Linked DNA regions of Mus musculus: all the other regions are linked to region 1. Evidence: chromatin loops called from intact Hi-C (ENCODE). Cell type or tissue: heart. All regions are shown on one strand. Links, peaks and the distances in the headings refer to the core of each region. The heading gives the core; the rest is flanking DNA.

Evidence for each region. Peaks named below come from ENCODE experiments on the same cell type or tissue, not always from the same donor. Only the 100,000 strongest peaks of a DNase experiment are listed, where the experiment ranks them.
Region 2: a loop joins it to region 1, with 2.1 times the contacts of the local background. A loop is called at or near these places in 3 of 42 quality-filtered maps.
Region 3: it touches region 1 in a loop (3.0-fold over the local background); 6 of 42 quality-filtered maps call a loop at or near these places.

What each region holds. Positions count from the first base shown.
Region 1 is chr4:47,146,850-47,154,166 of GRCm38, forward strand. No RefSeq gene overlaps it. Among named protein-coding and RNA genes, the nearest start is that of Gm52731, 39 kb to the left of the region's middle. In heart, for the core only: no CTCF peak of the experiment used is centred there; DNase peaks (open chromatin) are centred at 3,282 and 5,132.
Region 2 is chr4:47,231,513-47,238,829 of GRCm38, forward strand. All of the region lies in intron 2 of Col15a1 (collagen, type XV, alpha 1), which reads left to right. The region is part of intron 3 of Gm32317 (a long non-coding RNA gene); the gene reads right to left. Among named protein-coding and RNA genes, the nearest start is that of Gm32317, 10 kb to the right of the region's middle. In heart, for the core only: a CTCF peak has its summit at 3,517 (motif pointing right); DNase peaks (open chromatin) are centred at 2,189, 3,609, 4,099 and 5,889; H3K27me3 peaks cover 723 bases.
Region 3 is chr4:47,205,766-47,213,082 of GRCm38, forward strand. It overlaps Col15a1 (collagen, type XV, alpha 1), which reads left to right and starts at 2,247. Exons shown (of 40, transcript NM_009928.3): 1 at 2,247-2,597; 2 at 2,681-2,769. The coding sequence starts at 2,587. Gm12426 (a long non-coding RNA gene) reads right to left here and starts at 3,861. Exons shown (of 3, transcript XR_001784287.2): 1 at 3,529-3,861; 2 at 2,657-2,821; 3 at 1-601. In heart, for the core only: a CTCF peak has its summit at 3,199; DNase peaks (open chromatin) are centred at 2,366 and 3,184; H3K4me3 peaks cover 1,239 bases; H3K27ac peaks cover 611 bases; H3K27me3 peaks cover 4,764 bases.

The DNA.
Region 1 (7,317 bases), core at 871-5,870:
ACGAGGCATTTCAGTACCTTAGCCTTCAGCCAATGATCTTTGCCCATCCTGTATATTCTAAACCCTGTCCCCCAAATTATACAAGCCTTGAATCATCCCAAGTGAAGCTGATCTGGCTGCCCACAGCTGGTTCTGGGAATGTCACTCACAGGGCTTCTGGAATGCTGCTCCCCCCCCCCCCATCCATCATCTCGGCTCTCAGTGTCCTCGAGGACCATATTGGCCAGTGATCCCCAGGGGACAGGCAGGGTCACACAGAACTATGAGATTTTTTTTATCTGGCCCAACTACACCTGAGGATAGGCTTTCTAGGAGATCACCTGCTTGTATAACCTCTTCCCTTCCTTCTGCTACCACATGTATCCCCTGGAGGCTTTTTCTTAAGGACATTTCTAGGTCCCTTCCTGTGTTTCTCAGAAGCTGTACCTAGACGCATGCTGTACTTCTAGCCATTGAGAGACCTTCCCACATCTTTGCCTTCCATTTCCCCCAGGCTTCACCTCTCCTTTAGGGATGTTTGCTCACTTGAGTTACTAAGTGACCAACCATGCTGTGTGGGATCATGTCTGTTTCTGTTCACTCCTACACTGTCAGATCTGATACCAAGCTCCAGATGGCGAGAGGGGGGACAGATAAGGACTGTGATGGATTGTTTTAATATCAATTTAACACTATATATAGAGACTCATCATCAAGGAGGAGGAGAAGGGTCTCTGTAAGGGATTGTCTGAATTGTGCTGGCCTGTGAGTTTAGCTGTAAGGGAATATCTGGATTTCATTAACTAAAGGAGGAAAACCACTGTGAGTAGCACCATTCTCTAGGTGGGGGATTTTGAACTGTGTGAGAATGGAGAAGGGAACCTGAGCCTAAATATGCATTTAATTTTATTTGAGCATGGAAGGACTTTCATTTTGTTGGGGAAGGAATGTTGTTTCTATATTAATGAATATGGGCTGATGAAACAGAATATATGTATGCTCAAAGATATCCACGATATCTCAGGGTACACTATTTGCCCAGTATCGAATTTATTCCTCTCTGTTCTTTTGTTTTTGTTTTGTTTTGTTTTTCGAGACAGGGTTTCTCTGTGTAGCCCTGGCTGTCCTGAAGCTCACTCTGTAGACCAGGCTGGCCTCGAACTCAGAAATCTGCCTGCCTCTGCCTCCTGAGTTCTGGGATTAAAGGCGTGCACCACCACGCCCGGCTTCCTCTCTGTTCTTGACTATGGATGTGATGGGCTAACTGCTTCAAGTTTCTGCTGCCTTGGCCTCCCCACAATGATGGACTGAACCTGAAGCTCTAAACTGAATAAACACTTTCTCCCCAAGTTGTTTTCTCCCCAGGATATTTTATCACAGCCACAGAAGATGAAACTAAAACAGAAAGCAGCATAGACCTCAAAACAGAAATGGAAAACTTTTGTAAACTATATCAAACAGAGGGTCTGCAGGGATGGCCCAGTGGCTAAGAGCATGAGCTGCTCTTGCAGAGGACTGGGGTTCAGTTCCCAGCACCTACAAGGTAGCTCACAACCATCTGTAACTCCATTTTCACGAGATTTGACATCTTCCGGCCTCTCTACGAGCTCTGCACTCATGTGATGCATATACAAACAGACAAAACTCTTATACCCATAAAATAAAAATAATCTAAAAACCGTGCCAGGTGACAACTAAGGACTATATTAAAAGCTTTTGCAAACGAGAATAAACAAACATCTTAATAATTTTGAAAAGTCTAGCTGGGAAGCAGCTCATGCTTTCAGTTCCAGCACTTGGGAGGCAAAGGTGGCTTTGTACACTTAAGGCCAAACTTGTTTACATAGCCCAGGACAGCTGGGCCTACATAAGGAAACCCTGTCTCAAAACAAAAAGCACACGAGCAGACTAGTCTCACATGCACCTACATAAGAAAGAGACACATGGAAAGGGACAGACACAGGGACAGGCAGAGTTCCTAACCCTTGGGAAAGGGTATCAGTGAGCAGCAAATAAAAACAACAGTGAAAGGATATTTAAAAATGATTGAGTTGCTGAGACTTAATTTTATAAAAATACCGTTGTCAGTGGGGTGTGGTGGCACAGAGCATTGATCCAGGCGCCCTCGAGGGAGAGACAGAAAGGGCTGGGAAGTGTTTTGAACTGAGAGATCCAGTTTAATCCAGTTCCACATTGACTTTGAAGCTCAATGAGACCCTACCTTTGAAAAACGAAAGCAAAACCAGAACCAAACAGGTGGCCCTCAAATAAGACCATGGGGTCAAAGAGAAGCTAGGGAGGCAAGCATTCTCACCCAGAGCTGGTGCAAGGACAAGGGATGCCCGCAATAGGTCATGGTTCCCTCAGGCAAAATGCTGGGTTCTTTGCCTCTACCCCTGTGTCTTTGTACCTGGAACTCAATGCCCTGTGTTGGTCAGTGGACACTTCTTAAACAGGATGGAGGCGATTGGGGAATATCCATCAGAACTTCAGGGTTTCACTTCCTTTCCTTTAGGGATCCCAATTCCCAAAGGTATGCTTAGCCATTAAGACAGAAATGCTTCTTTAAGATCATCCCTCAGGAAACTGGACACTACCAAAATGTCCTCAGGGCGGCAAGCCACTTACACTCAGAAATCTGCTATCATTTATCTCGTTTGAATTGCACACATTTGGAGAGTATTGAGCATAGTTGATCATGCTATTGATAACACTAAGTGGAAAAAATTTAAACTCTTTATACACCGTGATCTTGATTTTTGTCTTTTAAAGAGGTCACATTCACTAATAGTTGGCTGAAGGATTTTTTTTTGTATTATCCATTTCTTTGTTTTCTCTTAATGTTCCAAAGTTTCAACAGTAACTTTATAAAAGTACTACTTTTATAGTCAGAATAAAAGAAAGTTTTAAAATGGAAAGTACAGTTAATACCAAACTTGTGACCAGCCACAAGAAGGGCGGTGACTCGAGGTGGCATGTGTCCCACCACCACTCTCAGAGGGTCACTTTCTGGTGGTTTAGAGAATTGGCCTCTTGAGTGAACTTGATCTGGCTTTATTTAGACAACAATGGGATGGAACACTGTCATACTGGTGTTCTTTGCGTCTGTTTTTCCATGACCTGGAAAATCTTAAAATACAGTCTCTTCTTTAAAAAGAAAAGAAAAGAAAACCCACAGGTCCTTTGACTGGAATAGACTCTCCCGTGGCTCACTGGTCTGTAAAAGTCATTAGGATGCAACAAGGGGTTGACCTCCATTCTTTGTCTTAGCTGAAAATTTCCCCACGGCTGGCTCAGGATTCCCAAGAGGAAGGCAATTAAGTGACCCAGCAGGATTGTGTAGGGCCTTGGTCTGGGCTTATCTTGATTAGGAGGAAGTGGACGTCTACTTGGTCCAAATTTAGAGCACAGAAAAGAGCCAGATGTTTGAGACTATGACAAGCATTATCCCTGTGGGTTTGCCTTTCTTGCCATTTGGGGAGTGTCTGGCTTTGCCTGTAAGGGCACAGAGCAGAGAAGATGGCAGGGTCCACTTTCCAGCATGTCTGCCACAGCCTGCGTCCACAGAGAAGCTCATCTTCATGCTGTGTTGTAAGGAGCCTGGGCACAACCCTTTAGGCTGAGGAAACTTCCACCCTCCCTAGATTGATGTGGATCTGATAATCAAAGCTCCTCATTGATCCAGATCTCTTCTCGAATGGCTCCTCCCACTGCAGGAGGAGGTGGGGATTATTGCAGGTAGGGGTTCTATGTGGAAGCATCAGGAGCTAAGCACACACAGGAGAGGTGGCACACAAATGACAGTGGTCTGGTTTGAACTTTGCTAAGCATCTTCTTAGCCATGTGAACTTAGACACATAATCTCTTGCCTCTCTGCCCAGTCCTCTCATCTCCCCAGGCTGGTGGTATTGATATTAGTGATATGACTGATAAAGTTCTTAAGCATTATCTTTCTTTCTTTTATTTTTTTGGTGTATGGTAAGCATGCAGCATGGTGCTTGCTGCAGCCTGGAGTTTACAGCATCATTAACTCTTCTTTGCATTCACCCATTCCGTGGAGGAAAGTCACTGAGCTGACTGAGCTAAGCACCGTGCCAGGAGCTAGGACCTCAGACAGGATAGTACACAGGACCCTACTTCCATTCCATAAGGCCCAGTTTTTAGGGCTGAGACCCCAGTGGGAACTGCCCAATAGGACATGGCTCAGTGTGGTGTCCTGTTACCTCTGGCTTTCTCCCCTCCACAAATATACCAGGCACCTTTGCTCCTTATGGCTCAGAGGTGGAGACAGAGTGATCGGGATCAAGAGCCCATCTCCTAGACTACTGGAAACTTTCAAGGTGCAACTTAACCACCATCTGTTGGACACAGGAGCCTTCTCTGGCCCCCAAAGCAAATCTAGAGCATTGCTGCATCAGCACAGTGTTCTGCTGAATCTCTCTGCCTTGTCTTCCTTCAAAGACACTGAGAGCTTTTAAGGGCAGATTTTCTGCTTGATTCGAACCCAGGCCCCAGTGCCCAGTATGGGTAGCAGACTGAAGGTGTGTAACAAGTACTAGTTGGTTAGCTAACTTACAGGGAATGGACCACCACAGAGGCCATTGCTGCACTGCCTGTGTGACAGAAAATCCCTTTCCACCATGATGTTTTATGAGACCATGAGATTTGCTCTACAGAAACCCGAGCCTCTTCTAATCCCAGCGGCAACCCTGAGTGAGCTGAGCTTCTGCCACAAAGAAAGTGCCTGCCTGAGGGACTTGTTCTCAACATGGTTTGAGACTGTAACTTTGTCAGCACGGTCTTGGGAGAGTGAGCCCCTTGTCCTGGGGCTGGCCGAGGGCCAGTCCATTTGCTTTTCATTGTGTGGGAGATTGTTTAATGGGATTGGAGTTACTGAGGCTGATGTTGCAACAGAAATAATTGGCTGTAAGGCTCCATGTGCTTCAGGGACCGGGACACAGAGATCTGATATTTTGTTTCCTCGTTTACTTTGTGGGTGACTCAGGGATGGCTCCTTCTCTGCTCTGGACCTTGTCCAAGGAATGGTGATTGTGGAGGGGAGTAGGGGTGGCTGATGATTAATCTAGAAGGTTCCTTCCTGGTCTGATACGCCTTCTCTAGCTTTCCTCCTCATATCAGATTGATGAAGGCCAGCTCACTCAGAGTTGGTGGAAAGTGGTTTGGATGGAGTTCTGGGAGAAGGTCCAGCCTCCTGAGCTCAAGGTCATGGTTTAGGAACCAAGAGCTCAGACAAACCCTGAAGCCATGGAGCGAGATCCACCCACGGGATGGGGGAGGGGTGTGCTCAGCACATTCCTGCTGAAAAGTGTAAACGGAAAACAGACTAGAGTCCTGGGGGATAATGACCAGATCTACCAATCATGGATGTCTGGGTGGCTCTTCCAGACAGAACATGTCTAGGACCCACATCCTAAACTGAGGAGCCGTGTCCCCAGCCATCCTGCCTTAGCATGGAAGGATCTTGGGGGTGGATTTGCTCAGGACACACTCTGAGGTTCTTGGAACTTAAGACATAATGGCAGGGTCCACTGAGAAGAGATGAAACTCACTCACCCTAGATATTTATGGCATATAGGTTTAAAAAGAACTAAGATGTGATCCTGGCATGGTGGTTCATGCCTCTAATGTCAACCATTGAGCTGCTGAGGCAAGAATACCACTGCAAGTTCAAGACCAGCCTGGGCTAAGGGTGAGTGAATTTCAAGGGAGTAGAGGTGAGTCAATGGGTAGACGTACTGGCTACGTCAGTCCAGCTTCAAAAAAGAAATAAACAAAATTTTAAAAGAGTGAGTTTCAAATCAGCCCGAGCTACCGAGTGAGACCATGTCTCAAAAGAAAAAAAAAAAAAAAAACGGAAAAAGCAAAAGGAGATAAATTGTGAATTTTGCTGTTTTAACATTTTTCATCTATTCTGCTGTGCCTTCACCATCAAATTCCTGATTATTTCATGGCTTTCAGAGAAATCCTCAGTCTGTGGCAGTCAGTTCTGTTCTAATATGCCCAGCCCTACCCCGCCCCTGCCCCGCCCCTGCCCCTGTCCCGCCCCGCCCCCCGCCCCTGCCCCCTCCCCCGCCCCCGGCAGACAAAGATCTATCTTCTCTCTCTCTCTGCGAATTTGCGTTTTCTATATTTTTTTTCCATACCATTGAACATGAGGCCAAGTAAGTTTGGCTTTTTTCATTGAGCACAGTTTTCAAGGCTTGTGCACATTGGCCTATAGAGAACAGTTAAAAATCCTGCATGCCACCAGATGAGGTGGCTCACACCTATAATCCCAGCACTTAGGAGCTGTAGACCAGACGGTCAGGAATCCAAAGCCAGGCTCAGCCACATAGTGAGTCTGAGGCCAACCTGAGCTATAGGAAACACCACCTCCTCTCTCTCTGCCCCAGCCTCAAGTGCCATGTAGGCAAACTCACAGTGTGAGCTCAGTGTGATCCATCAACGCATCAGGCAAGGGACAGGAACTCTGTTCTTAACTCCCTAGGGACAGGATGATAACTTCCTTCAGATAGGTGGGCAGACTCTGCCAGGAATTTCTGGAAGAAAGCAATCAGTGACAAGAAGTTCTTCTCATCAGGAGGACACACTGATTTAACGTGTCTGAACTACGGAAACTAGCTGTCCTCACCCCACATACTATGGTGATAATACAACTTAATTTGATTAATAACTAAGCAGACACTGAAGACAAGCCTTAAAGGACTTTTGTATAGGGAGGAAGAAGAGAGATCAGTCCAACTATGAGGACACAGGACAGGACACACAGTGAAGGATGAAGAAAAGAGTCAGGAATGGGTTGTTCATGTCAACTACAGCAAACCCCTAAAACTAACAGGGAGTGAGGAAGGGAAAGCAGTAAGTCAACCAACCAGAATGTCAACTAACAAAATAATATGAAGTCGCAAACTCTGCTCTACAATAACCTTAAATACAAAGAGCCTCAACCCACCAATAAGAAAACTCAGACTAAGATTACCCAAGATACAATTTGCAAAACACATGAAACTCAAGAAGAAGGAAGATCAAAGTGTGGATACTTCGATCCTTCTTAGAAGGAGGAGCAAAATTCCCATGGAAGGAGTTACAGAGACAAAATTTGGAGCAGAGACTGAAGGAATTACCATCCAGGAGCCTGATAAAGCTGTCTCCTGAGAGGATCTGTCAGTGCCTGGCAAATACAGAGGTGGATGCTCACAGCCATTCATTGGACAGAGCACAGGGTCCCCAATGAAGGAGCTAGAGAATGTACCCAAGAGCTGAAGGGGTTTGCAGCCCCATAGGAGGAACAATATGAACTAACCAGTACCAACAGAA
Region 2 (7,317 bases), core at 1,499-6,498, 85 kb after region 1:
CAGGAGTCAAGGCCCTGCTCACACTCAAAGAGCCTTTGTTCCCCAAGTGGAAAGCAAAGTCCTCGCACTCAGAGAATTGACTGCAAACTTTTCCCTCGTGCCCTTGGCATCTCTGGTCCACTTGCCACTTGTCCCACAGCCTCTGGGGGTGACATCACACGCAGGTTCCGAATCAGGTGTGGGAAGGCAGGTGAAAAGAGGGATCAAAGACTCACACTGCAGAGCCCTCGGCTCACTCGATGGGGCACAGATATCTTGTGGGGAGGCTGCTCTCTCTCTCTCTCTCTCTCTCTCTCTCTCTCTCTCTCTCTCTCTCTGTGTGTGTGTGTGTGTGTGTGTGTGTGTGTGTGTGTACAAATGTACATGCTAAGTGAACTGAGTCCCAGAAGAGGAATTTGGCCGTGTTCTGCAAGCTTGCTTTCTGCAGATTATTTCTTTCTGGCTCTATTCATCCAATCACATTCTTTCCTTCCTGTCTCAGAGATGTAAGATGCTTGTGAGGCTAATCTGGGACATGGTATGTTGAGTTGGGGGGGGGCAGAGGTCAACAAGAAATCAACTTATCTAGGCCTCTGACTATAACCCAAGTGATCCATGTATGCCAGGCCCCGTGTTTATCCTGATGTTCACTGAGTGACGGATCTCATATTCTCAGCCAGGGTCCATCATGTCCACACAATACACACTGGAAGGCCTCAGCTCAGAGAGGCCAAGTGGCTAGCCCTTAGCCACCCGAGTGGTTAGTGGCAGACACAGGACCCAGTGTATATCTAGCTGATGTTGAAACTGGCTCTTGCCTGTGGCTGTTACCTTCGACAGGGCATCACACCCACCCAGGCCAAAGCCTAGAGAATTCTACTTCCTTGAGACCAATCGGGAGGGGAACAACCATCAGCCCTTGTCACCCTGCCATTTATATCCTGGTTGCCAGATGTGAAGCGAGACTGACAGTTCTTTCCACTAGGTAGAGAATCAAGCATGAGGAGGAGCTGGACTGGCAAACTGTTGAGTTCTGGGCACAGCACAAGCCCATAGCAAAAGGCCATGGATAGTATTGACTCCTGTCACTCAGTTCATTCCCAGATCACTTTTGTTAAGGCTTTGCTGGGGACTGAGAGGTAAGCTAGAGTGGTCCACCTGGAAGCCCACGAAAAGATGCAGCAAGTGCATAGGAAGAGGGTGGCTCCACGGAAGGACAGTGAGGTGCTGGAGCATAGAAGGTGCTTCCATGGGAAACGCCATGAGAACAGTGGAGGCAGCGGGATGCGGCGGGCGGGCAGAGCCCTCTTCCTGTCTCATGTCTGATCCTGGACTGAGTGAGCTGTTCCCTTGCTCTCTAGGAATCTCTCGTGAGAAGTGAGAGAGTCTGAGAGGGACAGGTGGGGGGATGACTGGGAGGCTGAAGAGGTTACCACTGGGCAGGTCTACTTGCCAGTTTAAGACCAGAGAAATAAACTGTAGCCCTAAACCCCAGATCCTAGACCCTTACTAACCAACCTCTCTAGAATAGAAAGGGGGAGGGAAGATGGAGGGTCTAGAGCAGAGGAGAGAGGGAAGGAGAGAAAAGGAGAGAGACAGAGAGAGAGAGAGAGAGAGAGAGAGAGAGAGAGAGAGAGAAAGACTTGCTTGAGGGAGTGCTCACACAGTAACTTCATTGAGAAGGAAAATTCTTTTGCTATATATGAAAACCGGAAAAAGGAAGAGGCGTTCTCAGTTTACTTGGAGAAAAATGCTCTTCTGTAATTCAGAAAAATGGGGTCTTTGATCACCGCCCGGCCAGGTCTCCTTTCTAAGTGGGCCCAGGACTTTTCCCTGGCAGGAAAACATTCTTCTAAGAAGTGCTTTGGGAGGTAGGTTTGTCTAAGAACCTCTTGCACCGTGCTGTGTTCATGTCCCTCACGTAGGGAGTCAGGTAGTCCCAGGGTCTCTTGAGGCTGGAGGGTCCTTGCAGTTTCCTTCCAGGGTGGGGCTGGCTTTCTTTACAGGCAGAGTGTGATGACATTATCGAGGGCGCCGCTGCTTCCCAGTTCTAGCGAGGCCAGGAAGTCTGTGGGAGAACTGTTCTCCTGGCCCCTGCAGGAGTCATTTCTTCCAGGCCTGAAGGAATCGCTGCCTAGGGTGGTTAGAAAAACTGGGAGGCAGACGAGGAGGATGAGGGATTGGAGGCACTCCGACCTGGCAGGGGCCTTGGGAAAACATTTAGGCCAGACTCTAGTTCGCAGATATTGAGCCAGAGACTTGGAAGAAGCAAAGAGACTTCTGAAGCCATGTGTGGAGTTGGTGATTGGAGGCTGTCTTAAAGGCTAGTGCCATTTCTAGTACCCTTGTGACATCTGAGAGACCACCGTATGGAAGTTGACATTTTTGTCTACCCAGGGGCCAGAGCTCTGCCAGCTGGCAGGGTGGGGCAGCCACAGGGAGGATAGGCTTAGCTCAGCCTGAGCAAAACCCTTGAAGACTTATTATTTTCTTAGGGCTGTTGACTAGGAGTGAGCTCTCCAGCAGTGGAGGTGAGCAAGAAGAAAGCAGGTGGCCTTTGATGGGTGTGGACTGGGGGATATTGTCCACAGAAAGAGAGATTTCTTTTTCAGAAGTCTGCAGCTGGTTAAACTCCTCATGCCTTTTCTTTCCAGACAGTGAGAGCCAGAGAAACGACGGGTGTGGGGTGTGCCTTAGTCCTTGGGGCCAGTTTTCTGCATAAATGTTCAAGGAAAAAAAAATCTTAGATGGACCTGTTACCAGAGGCCTGTATGTGGTTTCAGCTATGGGGAGGCTGAGGCCAGCTTGGGCAATTTAGTGAAACCATGTCTTGAGATAAAAAGTAAAAAAGGCTAAGGGTAGGCCCAGCAATGCAGATTTTCCCTAGCATCTGTGAAGAATGGAGAATCAAAATTCAGAACTGACAACAAACTATATTAATAATCCTAAGAAGGATGGGCATTGCTGTTCCCAGTAAGATAACTGGGAAGTGACAAGGGTGATATAGGGGTCCTCCTTCAGCCTTAGAGCGATAGTTGAGGTAAACACAGGGAATTCTGGACTGGAGGAGCCATGATAGGGTTCTAAAGACAGTCACTCCCACCTTACCCTGAACGGCCCCTTGATTGCTTGCTGGCTGTAGCCCAGGCTACAACCACCATGGAGCGTCCTTGACCAGAGGGACTACACACACCATAGATGAAGAGCAGCTAAGTGTTCTGTCAGCTTTCTAGGCATGAATGGGAAGCTCTGCCAAACAGAGAAGAATATCTTTGCCTCCCCAGGCAATCCACGTTGGAAAACAGGATGAGAGCTCTTCCTCTGGGTTCTAGGCTCAGCGTGGTCACAGAGTACTGCATAATGTCATGCCTCTGCTTCCGGGGCCTCTGCTTCCGGGGCCTCTGCTTCCGGGGCCGCTTTCAGATCTCTGTGGTTGGGATCTGGGTTCCTCATGGTTCCTCCAAGCCAAGAGCACTCAGTATTCCTCGGACCCCGGTCTGTAAGTTCTGAGAAGACGCGGGTCCCCGCGTGGCCGCTAGGGGCCGCTGCCGAGCCCAGTGGTGGAGCGTTCCTGGCTGTGCAGCAAGGCTCTTGGGACTTCTCCATATCCCAGCCTTGACCTGGTGCCAGAGGAAAGCAACTAAGTCTCTTGAGGCTTCAAATGCTGACAAGCAAGAGCCCTGGGCTCAGGTCCCAGATGGTCATCTGTGGGATAGAGCTTTGCAAAGCCAGATACGGTTCCCTAGGGACATCAGGCTCCAAAGGCCAGACAGGAGACCCCACAGATGGAAAGGCTGATCCAACCCAGTGCACAGAAAGGGAAACTGAGGCTGGAGTGCAAAAGGAGATATAGGTGTCCAGGGGTCTGTGGCACAGAGGAGGGATCTTGTTTCTTGCCTCCTCCAAATGCTGAACCTACCAGTCCAGTTTGTTTCTTCACTGTTAGGATTCTTTCCTGGTTTCCATGGAAACTGGCATCCGGACCCTTGGGAAGAGAGTGGCACCCTGTGGGGACTGCTCAGATTTTCCTCTGCAGTGTTCTCTAAAGCCTTCTGATGATTTCTCCCTATGCCCTAGGGAGGGGCCACCCTGAAATCACTGAGGATTCTGCACCGAACTTTCCAAGGGCAAGAGGCCCAGGCTGTTTCTGTCTGTCTTCCTTTCCTCAGGCCACGTTGCAGACTACCAGCTCTGCCAAACCCTGTGATTGTACAGGGAGGGATGCCTGTAGGATGAAAGTGGAATTCCTTGTGTTGGGGTACAATTGACCGAGCCTGGAAATACTGGTGAGAAGATGCAAAAGATAGTATTAGGGTTCTGGAGAGATAGATAGCTCTGTGCTTAAGAGCACCCACTCTCTGGCAGAGCACCTGGGCTCACCTCCCTGCAGCCACACAGTGCCTTGTAGCCATTTCTTGTTCCAGTTCCAGGGGATCAGACATTCTCTTCTGACCTCCGCAGAGATTGCATGTTCATGGTGCAGGGACATAAATGCAGGCAAAACACTCATGCATATAAAAAACTTTAAAAAATAATAGTGACTTAGAAAACAGCATGAGAACAGAAGAAAGAAGAGAAGAAGGAGGGAAGGAAAGAGGGGAGGGTAAGAAGATGATAATTTCTGTGTCCCTCACACTCCACTGAAGATAGATCCAGAAACTCATAAATGCTAGGCTCTACCCCTGACCCCAGATGTGCCCAGAATGGAATTTTGACTCTGTGTTGAAGGAACCAGGGAGCTATTGAAAGCGTTGGTTGAAAAGCGTTGGTTGAAAGCGTTGGAGCTCGCAAATAGCATGAACAGATAACCGCTAACCGTTCCTAGATAATGAGCTTCTGGTCTGGGTTCAGCTCCCTCCACATCTTCAGCACTATACGAGGCACAGCATGGGGACAGATTTTATTTGAGCAATGCCCAACCCCCCACATCCCCCATGAAACTCCTATGCATTAAAGAAATAAAGGAGCAAGACTGAAGTTAAAGTCAAGCCCATGAGGTGTTTGAGGGTCAGCAGCTATACACAGACAGCTCATCTTGTTTAATCCGGTGCAAATTGGGGTTCTGAGACAGGGAGGGGTTAGCTCATGAGCAGCACAGCTGAGAACTTGAGTGAACTTGAGCCCCACCTCTTCTGCCTGGGGGTTCACTGCTTGCCCTGAGGCTGTGTGGCTTCTGAAGAGGCTCCCTGGGATGGAAGGAGCTTGCACATCTAGTTGATGGATGAGCACGCAGGTGGTTGTAGGGTGAGGCTGGAGGCTGGAGGCTGGCCCTACCTATGCTCATTAGAACTTCAGACTCAGAGCCTGGATGTTGGTTTAGCCAGCAATCCCATCTTAGCCAAATCAGAGAGCCCCAGGCCAGGGGGAAACCCAGTCTCAGTGGCTCCTGAGGAGTGAAAGGTTGGCCCCTAGCTTCTGCATATGCATTCATTCAAATGTACACACACACACACACACACACACACACACACACACACACACACACGCACGGACAAGGATGGGATCCATTCATGCCAGTTTGACCTCCAATTTAAGGACTACATGGAAAAATAACAAGGTAATTATAATAATGAGAGAAGTGTATGCTGAATGTTCTAGACACACAGTTTTGTTCAAATTGCCCTATGATAAATGTTAAAATCTGTGGAGAAGTGTGAGCCATTTCAATGACCCCAGGCCAGAGAGTCCCATTAGCAGCCCCCACCAGCAGAGTTCCCAGCCTTCCAGGCTTTGTCGCTCCGAGATGGAGAGATTTCTTCCCACCAGCTGTGACCTCCTTCTCTCCCTTGCCCCCAGCACAAAGCCATCCCAGGACAAGTCATGGACCAAATTGCCGAGCCTGTTTCTCTTGGCTCCCAGGCTCCTCCTTCCCGCCCCTCGTGGCTGCCTGAGCAGGTGGCCTTTCCGCTGGAAGCCAGGGATAAATGAGCCAGCAGGCACAGGCCCAGCCCTGAGTGTGGGTCACTCCAGGCCAGGGGTCGTTCCCCGCCATACCGCGCCCGCCGTGGGACCATGCCTGTGGAGGAAGGCGGGGCTGCTGAGAGCAAGGCTGAGGACTAAGGCTTGTAACAGACTCTGTGGCTCTCTTTCTGAGTCGATGGAAACGGAGCCTGTGGCCCAGCTTCTGCACACTTGTCCTCTCTTGCTAGTCTGGGATCTTCGGATGAAGGTGGGAGCAGAGAGGGTGTGTGGAGAGAGTCTGCAGACTACAGCTTTTGCTAAGTTTATGCCTTGCAAGCTGCACAGCTTGCTGATAACTTGGACACCATGTCGCCATCCCATAGGATCTCCGTAAGGGAAGTGGGCAGGAAGGCCCCATGTCAACCTGGTCATCTACTCAAAGGCTGCATGTTTGGTAGAGGGTAGAGGCTAGAGGGGAACCCAGCTCTGACCAAAGTTAAAGGAGTCCTCCACTGCAGCCTGCTTCCTCTTCATCTCCCCTTTGCCAGCCGGCATACTATGGGCCAGTGTCTAGAAAGGCTGGGTAGCCAGGGATCTTGGGGGATTTATGATTTGGGGTCTGGGTAACCCCAGATTCTGCTGCTATGCCTCATGACCATGTCTCTTCCTCCTCTCCATCAGTTCCCTGGCCCATAAAGCAAGGAGGTTGATTGATAGGATTATGGAAAAACACTTTAAACAGATCCCTGGAAATAGGAATTCATGAGATGGCCATGTGCAAGCCTAGGTGAGCCCTTATCTGATCCCTGAACTCTATGCAGAAATAGAGCCCTGGATGTGAGCCAGCCCACTTACCCTAATGGACCCACAACTTCTGCAGACGCTGAAGGGTCCCACCAGAGAGCTTCCCCTCCTACCAGTAAAAGAGAGGGGAGGGGATGAGGGGACAAGACAAAGAAGGGGTCACATACTTGGGGCTTGGTGTTTTATCTAGAGCTGTGACAGGGAGCGGGGAAACCTGAGTAGGTCTTTCTTCCTTCTTCATTTCTTTCTTACAAAGATGGCTTCACCCCAATGAAAAAGCATGTTGTTAAATTTCCTTCCTTTCTCTCTCTTTAAGATAGGGTCTCTCTACGTAATCCTGACTATCCTGGAACCCATTATGTAGACCAGACTGGCCTCAAGACTCATAGAAATCCACCTGCCTCTGTCTCCTGAATGCTGAGATTAAAGATACATGCCCTATGTCTGGCACAAGCCCTTAAATTTCTAAAAACAGATTCAAGGATTTAAGAATATATAAATATCTTTATTTTTCACACCAGGTGACTGGTATAATGTAAAGGTACCCAGTGAAGAGGCGAGTCATCTATCCTCCATTCTCTACTTCCTATCTGGACATGATTTCTAGCCCCAGTTTCTTGGAAATCCTTCTGG
Region 3 (7,317 bases), core at 983-5,982, 59 kb after region 1:
GGTCTGGGGTGCTCCTTCCAGGTTCCAGTGCCCTTCCAGCTGCTGGAGACAGTCTGAAGAATGCCCTTGCAGACAGAGCCTCCTGGAACATTTGGCTGGATTATAGGAAAATGGACAGTCTACTCATTTAGTCAAGTTCTGGAGAATTCAGGACATTAAATCCCCAGTCTCCACACGTCCCAGTCTTGCAGATTGGCCTGAACCGTGGTAAACAATTTAGACTAGCTGGGGTATGACATGACGCTTCCTTTTGGCTATTTCTACAACTCCACATTGAATGGAAGGAAATCACTTAAGCCCTCGCAGCACTGTCTGACAGGAGGTGGAATGCCTCACTTGGCTTCCTGCCCCATCAGTCCCACACCCACAGGGGACCCTCTCCCGCTCCCTCTCAGCTCCTAGGCCTGAGATATCTCCGGTCTTAGGCCATAACTCCCACCTTCAGGCCAAATTTCAACACAACAATCTTGCTTGCCTTTTCCAGGTGAAGGAGAAGTAAACCAGTACGATCGGCCAGGTTCTGTTTCCAGTCACCACATGAGAGAAGACCCAAGGGGATCTTTGTCTTTAGATTTCAAGGAGCTGGGTCTCGGGTGCTTACCTAGAAACAACAAATGTGTACACAGGACTTCTCTGAGAGGGCGGTAAAGGAATCTACTGCAGTATCCAGCACTGATGAGTTGAACCACAGTCAAGCCCCATCAGCTGAATACAGGATGTACCTTCCTCCTGGGGCAGGTCAGGCTTGTGGCATAAAGTCATCTTATATGTGTAACCAAACTGTATCTGTGTATTAAACATAAGCTCTTCCCTATCTCATTTAGACACGGCCGTCTCTCCATAGACCCCTTGTTTGCTCGTTTGGAACAGGGTGGTAAGCTCTCAATCCAGTTTCACTCTGACTTATGAGCAAAGACAGACTTCAAGTGTGGTATTAAGTAGGACTGGTCCTTTGTCTTGTTGATGGGTGAAGCAGAAAATGGTGGCAACCATGGTAAACTGGAGGATATTGCCCAACTGATGAAATTCCAATAAAATCTGACATCAAAAATGCAGGTTCCATGTCATCAGGTCTACCTGAATTCTAATAGTCCACAAATTTGGTTTTTCAATTTGTGTGCATATATTTGTATGTACATGCATGTAGGAGTGCCCACAGAGGCCAGAGGAGGGTGTTAGGTCGCAGGAACTAGAGTTGCTGGTGATTGTAGCCTACTCTATGTGGGTGCCTGGACCTTGGGTTCTCTTCGAGAGCACTACATGCTTTTAACCCCTGAGCCATCCTTCCAGCCCTACAAAATATGGATCTTAATAAACAGTTCATAATTATAAAATGTTGTTATTATTAACTTTTTAATTTGGAAGCTATCACTGACCAAACTTATCTGCGGACCACATGGAGACCCAGGCCACCTGTTTATAGCCACTGGCTCTAACTGTCAAACAGAACAACCTTGGGTGCGACAATTTCCTTAGGTAAATCTATCTAGGAAGTCAGTTACAGATCTGGCTGGTGCATTTTACAAGTAATAGAGAAATCCAGACCCAAGAAAGCCAATTCCCCATGGTTAATCATTTGTAACAAGTGTTATACCCATCACAGAAGGCACAAAAGGGGAACGAGAGTTCAAATCCATAGACAGGGTGAACAGATGTCAAAGCCACCTTAAGTGGGCAGTATCCTTAGAATGCCCCCTAACTTCCTTGTTAGTTCCTTGGAGCCCTCCTGGCTTCCGGTGCCTCGGTCCCTTAAAAGCCAATGGCTCTGCCTGTCTTGACCCTTGTGGTGTGTCCTCACCCCCACGTTTCCTGCAGTGCACTAGTTAGTAACTGCAAGAGCTCCTAAGGATAGCGTTTTTCAAGAGCTAAGCTCCCAATTCCTGCCTTCTGTGTTGCTTGTTAGTTAAAGGGTGTCTTGTTCCCAGCGGGCAGGTAACACACCTGACTCTATGTGCCTAGGTCAACATTGAGACCTTACTCTTTTCTTCAATGTTGATTCTCTTGTGTGGCTCACTGGATGGATGCCTTGGTAAATCGTTTGGCTTCTCTGGACTTCAGTTCCCCTTGGTCAAGGTTTTGGGATTCCAAAATATTCAGAGCACACCCCACGAGTCCTTCAAAGTCCTCGCTCTGTGTATGACTTCCGTCCCCACCGTGTTACTCTGGGGCATGCAAGTGGGATCTTGGCTGGCCTGCTGGGTGTGGCACAGCAACCAGGAGCGACTTCAACCGCGTAGCTTTGGGACACTGCCACTCCCCTCTGAATCTCAATAGCCTAGTCTGTCATGTAAGGAAACCCCAGCGATCCCAGCCGGCCCTGGGTTGTGGAGCTCTGCGTCTGCATGCGGGGCTTTCCTCGCGGGTTACATAAGGCTCTGGGGTGGCGGGAAGAAGGGGGCGTGGGGAGGCGCAGCGGGGACCGGCGGCGAGGTGGGGCACCGCGCGTGGGGGAGCGCAGGGCGCGGCGGAGTCGGGTTTCAGAGCGCGGGTGACTCAGGCGCGGGCAGCAGCGGGGATCCCGCCGTCGCCACCGAGCGCAGCCTTTGTTCCGCGGGCGAAGTACAGCTGGGGTCCGGCGGCTGCACCATGACACACAGGTAGGACCCGCGCCCCGCTCCCCCTGCACCTTCGCCTCACCTCCTAGCCGCCGCCTCACCTTCTCTGCCACCGCTTCTTGCAGGAGGACCGCGCAGGGCCGGCGCCCGAGGTGGCTGCTCTCCATCATCTCCGCGCTGCTCTCCGCTGTCCTGCAGACCCGCGCTGCGACAGGTAAGCCACAGCCGCTTGGGTTTGCGCGCCCGGGTGCTACGGCGCCTCATTCCTGGACATAAAAGGGAGTACTTGCTTGGCGCGGCGCACAGCCGTCTTGCCCTGGGTCCTCCCGGGCCCCCCGGGTTCCTAGGCGCTGAGATGATTGCCTCAGCGAAGGCACACAAGAGTGTCTGGGCTGGACGTGGCTCACCAGAGCGGGCAGAGAGGGGTTTTAGCTGTACAGTGACAACACACTGCCAAACTATCCCAAAGCGCGCTGGGCTCCCGCGCTGAGGTCGTGCGCACTGGGCTGTAGGGTGAGCAGGTCCCATGTACACTCAGTCCATGGGAAAACATGGTCTTCGGCAGGGATACCTTGACATCCTAGTCGTTCCTGACATAACAGAACAGAGTCGCTAGCGTGTTTGGTTCAGCCTGAGTCACTAGAGGTCCCCATCCCTGCCGGACAGAGGCGCAGTGGATGATGGACTAAGCCTGAGAAACTGATCTTTCTTTCTCTTCTATGGGCCTCAGTTTCCCCTGAGAGGACTCAGAAGCTGTTGGATTAAAGTGGGTCTGACTTAAAGTCGAACTGCCGGTGTGAATTGCGCCTCTGTTGGGTGACTGTGGGCAACATTTTTTCACTCTGCATGCCTCAGTTTCCTCATCTGAGAAGATCTGGTAAACTAGACCCTCATTGTTCCAGAAGCGTTGAGAAGTGTAACGGACAGATGGGAAATAATGTCCTTTCCATGAGAATAAGTGTCGGAAAGATACCTTGCTCTTCTCAGGAGTGCCTGTGTTGGAAAGCATTGTTGGGGAGGCTTAGGAAGTGGCAACTATGAAAGCCAGAACTCAAACCCAGTTGGGCAGGTTCCTGTCCCTGCTCAGCCTTTGCATTATGTACTCAGCAAAACCAGGCTTTTGGAACAACAGCCCTGACCCGCTTTGGACTTAGAGAAGTAGCGCATAGCCCAGTTGAAAACAGTGAAGGCGGAGAAGTGTTGTATAGTCCCCTAGGAAGCTGGTCCAGGATTGGTGGTCTTGTTTGACTCCGTAGTTACTTGAAAATGCCTGGTATCACTCCGCCCGTGATCTGCAAGGGAGCAAGGCGCAGATGCAATGATAGCTTTTCCTGCCAGGGCGCCCAGCCTGGTGTTTCTTGCAGATCAAAGGGCAGTTGGAGCAGAGTTCTGGCTTCTCCCAAGGATAGCCAGTGTGGAAACCTTGCAATTTCCCATATGACATAGGGCTTTGCCAAGTCAGCAGCAGAGGGCAGCTGATGACATCCAATGCCCCTTTGGGATTTGAAGAGGGCTCCTGGAGCCCTGAGCTGTATAGATCTTGCATGAGGTTTACACGGTTAATTCTTACTCAGCCTTGCATTGAATGAGGTCTGAATGAGTTCCTGTCTCAGTCACTATCCCAGGAGCTGGAGACTAAGGACTTAAGATATCCTATTCTGAGCACACTGAATCCAAGTCCTAGCTTTCTAAGAGTCTAGAGTAGGATTTGATCCAGGTACTCTTACTCCAGAGACTTTGCTGTCAACCATCAATCAAAAGAGTTTCCCAGACAGAGATGGCCTTAAGGTCCCCCAGTTCCCGGTGAATGCTCTAAAGGGAGTGTCCTCCTCATGAGAGGAGTCCGGTCCACCTCCAAAGCTCTTATATCCTGCTGTGCTTCCCATCTCCTTACTAAGAGAAGAGGCCCAGGAGGGGCTGCAATTATCCTAAAGCCACTCAGTTGTTCCAAGGTAGTTGTACCACAGTTGTTCTGTGGTAGACTGCAAGTCTGTGGGCTCTGAGGGACATTCCCCCTCAGGGCCACGGTTCAACTGGCTGTTAGGAAAAGAAGAGGGAAGGAAGGAAGGAAGGAAGGAAGGAAGGAAGGAAGGAAGGAAGGAAGGAAGGAAGAAGACAAGAAAGGTTTGCTGAACATGGTGGCACATGTTTGTAATCCCAGCATTTGCAATGCTAAGGCAAGAGGATTGTCAGTTCAAGGCTGGCCTGGGCTACTTAGCTAGACTATATTTCAATGGACACACCCCCCCAAGCCTTTATAGCTTTATAGGCAACAGCAGAGTTCACACCAGCCCCATAGATGCGGCTTCACAGACAGCGATACCAAGGCTCATTTGTCCATGAGCACTTGGCCTTCATTGGTAGAAGTCCAGCTGGAAGAATCTATGCTCTTGACCACTAAACTAAATGGTTAAGCTTGTGTCATTTCCCCAGTAGCTAGGCAGCTTCTTAAATACTAAATATTGATTACACCACCATCTAGTGACTCTACTCCTTTAATGTCTATTCAAGTGAAAGACAAATCATATGCCCACTCAAAAACTTTTATGTAGCCGTTCATAATGGCATTATACATAATGGCAAAGTATAGAAAGAAGCTGGGTCATTAACTGCTAAACAAATGAATAAATCATGGTATATCCACTAGCGAAATATTATTCAACAATAAAAAGTGAGGGAGCACAGACCCATGCTACAGTATGGTAAGTGAAGGTGGCCAGGTAAAAACCTGCAAGTTACCCGAGTCCACTAACAAACTTCCTTAAAGGGGAAAAAGCCACAGAGATGGAAGGTATCCTTAATTGCTTAGGCCTAGGGGAGAGAGCAGGGGTGACTAAAATGGGCAGCTGGGGACTTTGTAAGGCCTGGGCTGAGGTGCTGTGCTGCCACACCGATGCCTTACCTCACTTCACTGTCTTCAGCACGAGCAACACTGCAGACCTCAGCAAACCTGCTTAGGAAAACAAAAACGAATGCACTTTGCAGACATCCAATCTCAGGTGGGTGAAACTTCTTGTCTGGTTCCCGGACATAGAGCCTGCACATGGGTGGCCACTTCCAGACTGCCAGCCCCATCAAGTACTGGCTGCCTTGGGAAGGCTGTTCTGAGTCCTGGCTGCTCCTCTGGGTTTCCAGCTCTATTGTCTGTGCTGTCCCTGAATGCCACCATAGGCAAAGCTCCTATGGTGGGGATGGAACACAGGCATATGGTAATCTTCAGATAGTGGATTTATTACTAAGTAGATCTTTGCTCCTCCATGACCCAGTTTTGAGGATTGGAAAACCCAGGCTTTATCATGGACCCATTCTTTCAGTAAGCTGAGATGACTAAAGTCTCCTTCTGAGCCTCTATTTTACCATCTCTGAGATGGGATGGCAAGATTTGCTCAGCTCTGTGTTTCTTCTAGTTTTGAACACTGGACAATAAAACAGTATTTACGCCATCTGGTTCAGCAAACAGATTGAGCACACACTCAGCCAGGCCTCCTGCAGACTGGGAATAGGAAGGAGCCAGGCCCAGATCTCCCCTAGGAGGCTCTGAGTTTACAGGTAGAAAGAAAAGGTCACATCTCATTCCATATTTCTCTCATCCTGAGGGCTCCTCCGTCATGGCCTCTTGTGTTTCTGAAGGGTCAGGGCAAGGCTGCTGGCCAACATTGCAAGCTCTCTCCCAGTGAAATAGCTGGTTTGAAATGGCTGCTGTTTTGGAGGTTGGAATGGCTGCTGAAGCAGGTATTGTTGTGCCTGTTAATAAGGTACTGGTGTGTTCAAATCATCTGCTTCCTTTGCTTTCTCCTGAGGGAACACCTTCACCTAAGAGTGCGCCTTGAAAGTCCAGCCCAGCTGAAATAGTAGGAAGCAGAACACCCGAGGTTTTGACCTGCCCTGGTTAGGGGTGGGGTTCCCTACCTCTCAGGGGTGATTGTCACCTGGACCTTTATAGTTGTCAGATCTGCTCATTGAAAAAAGAAGACAACCTAAACGCACATCCCTAAATGCCTGGGCTCTATCTTATTTGACTTTGAGCCTTTTCCACAAGGGATATATTTTTCAGTTTCTAGTTTTCTCTGAATATTAAGGTTTTGAGATTCCTGTGTGAGGCAAATTGTTTGCTCTGTGGTATAATAGTGCCCTCCGTGACTGTACCTGCTGTGAGTTTTCCGTTTTATTTTCAGCAGCACATGGGCTGTCATGTACCTGTGGAATCTGACAGTGGGGTATGACTGTTGTCGTGTGCATCTCAGGACATGTGTGTAGGAGGCATTTTCTTTAGTTTCCTATCCAGATGGGGTGCAGGGTCACAGGGGTGAATATTTTCCACATAAGCAGGTATGGCTGGCATGCCTTTCTCTGTTGTGGGCATCAGGAAGTGAGAGTCCCCATCCTCACATCCCGGCCAGCATCTGGCCTCATCACTGCATTTAATGTCAACATTTCTAACAGGCGCCAGGTAGAATCCTAATGAAGCCTGTATTTGTATTTTCCTAGCTCGTGCCTATGTGTATGTGTTTCTCTTCTCTCTGTGTGTGAGTGTGGGTTTATGTGTATGTGTGCACACCATCATCTTGTTCTTTTAAGACAAGGTCTCTCACCTGTCAGTGTAGACTGTCTCTCACCTGTCAGTGTAGACTGTCTCTCACCTGTCAGTGTAGACTGCCTGTCCAGCTAGCCCTAGGGAGCTACCTGCCCAGTACTGGTGTTACAGTGTACACTAGGGTCAGTTTTTAACATAGATGTTAGGGATGTGACTCAGGTGCTCATG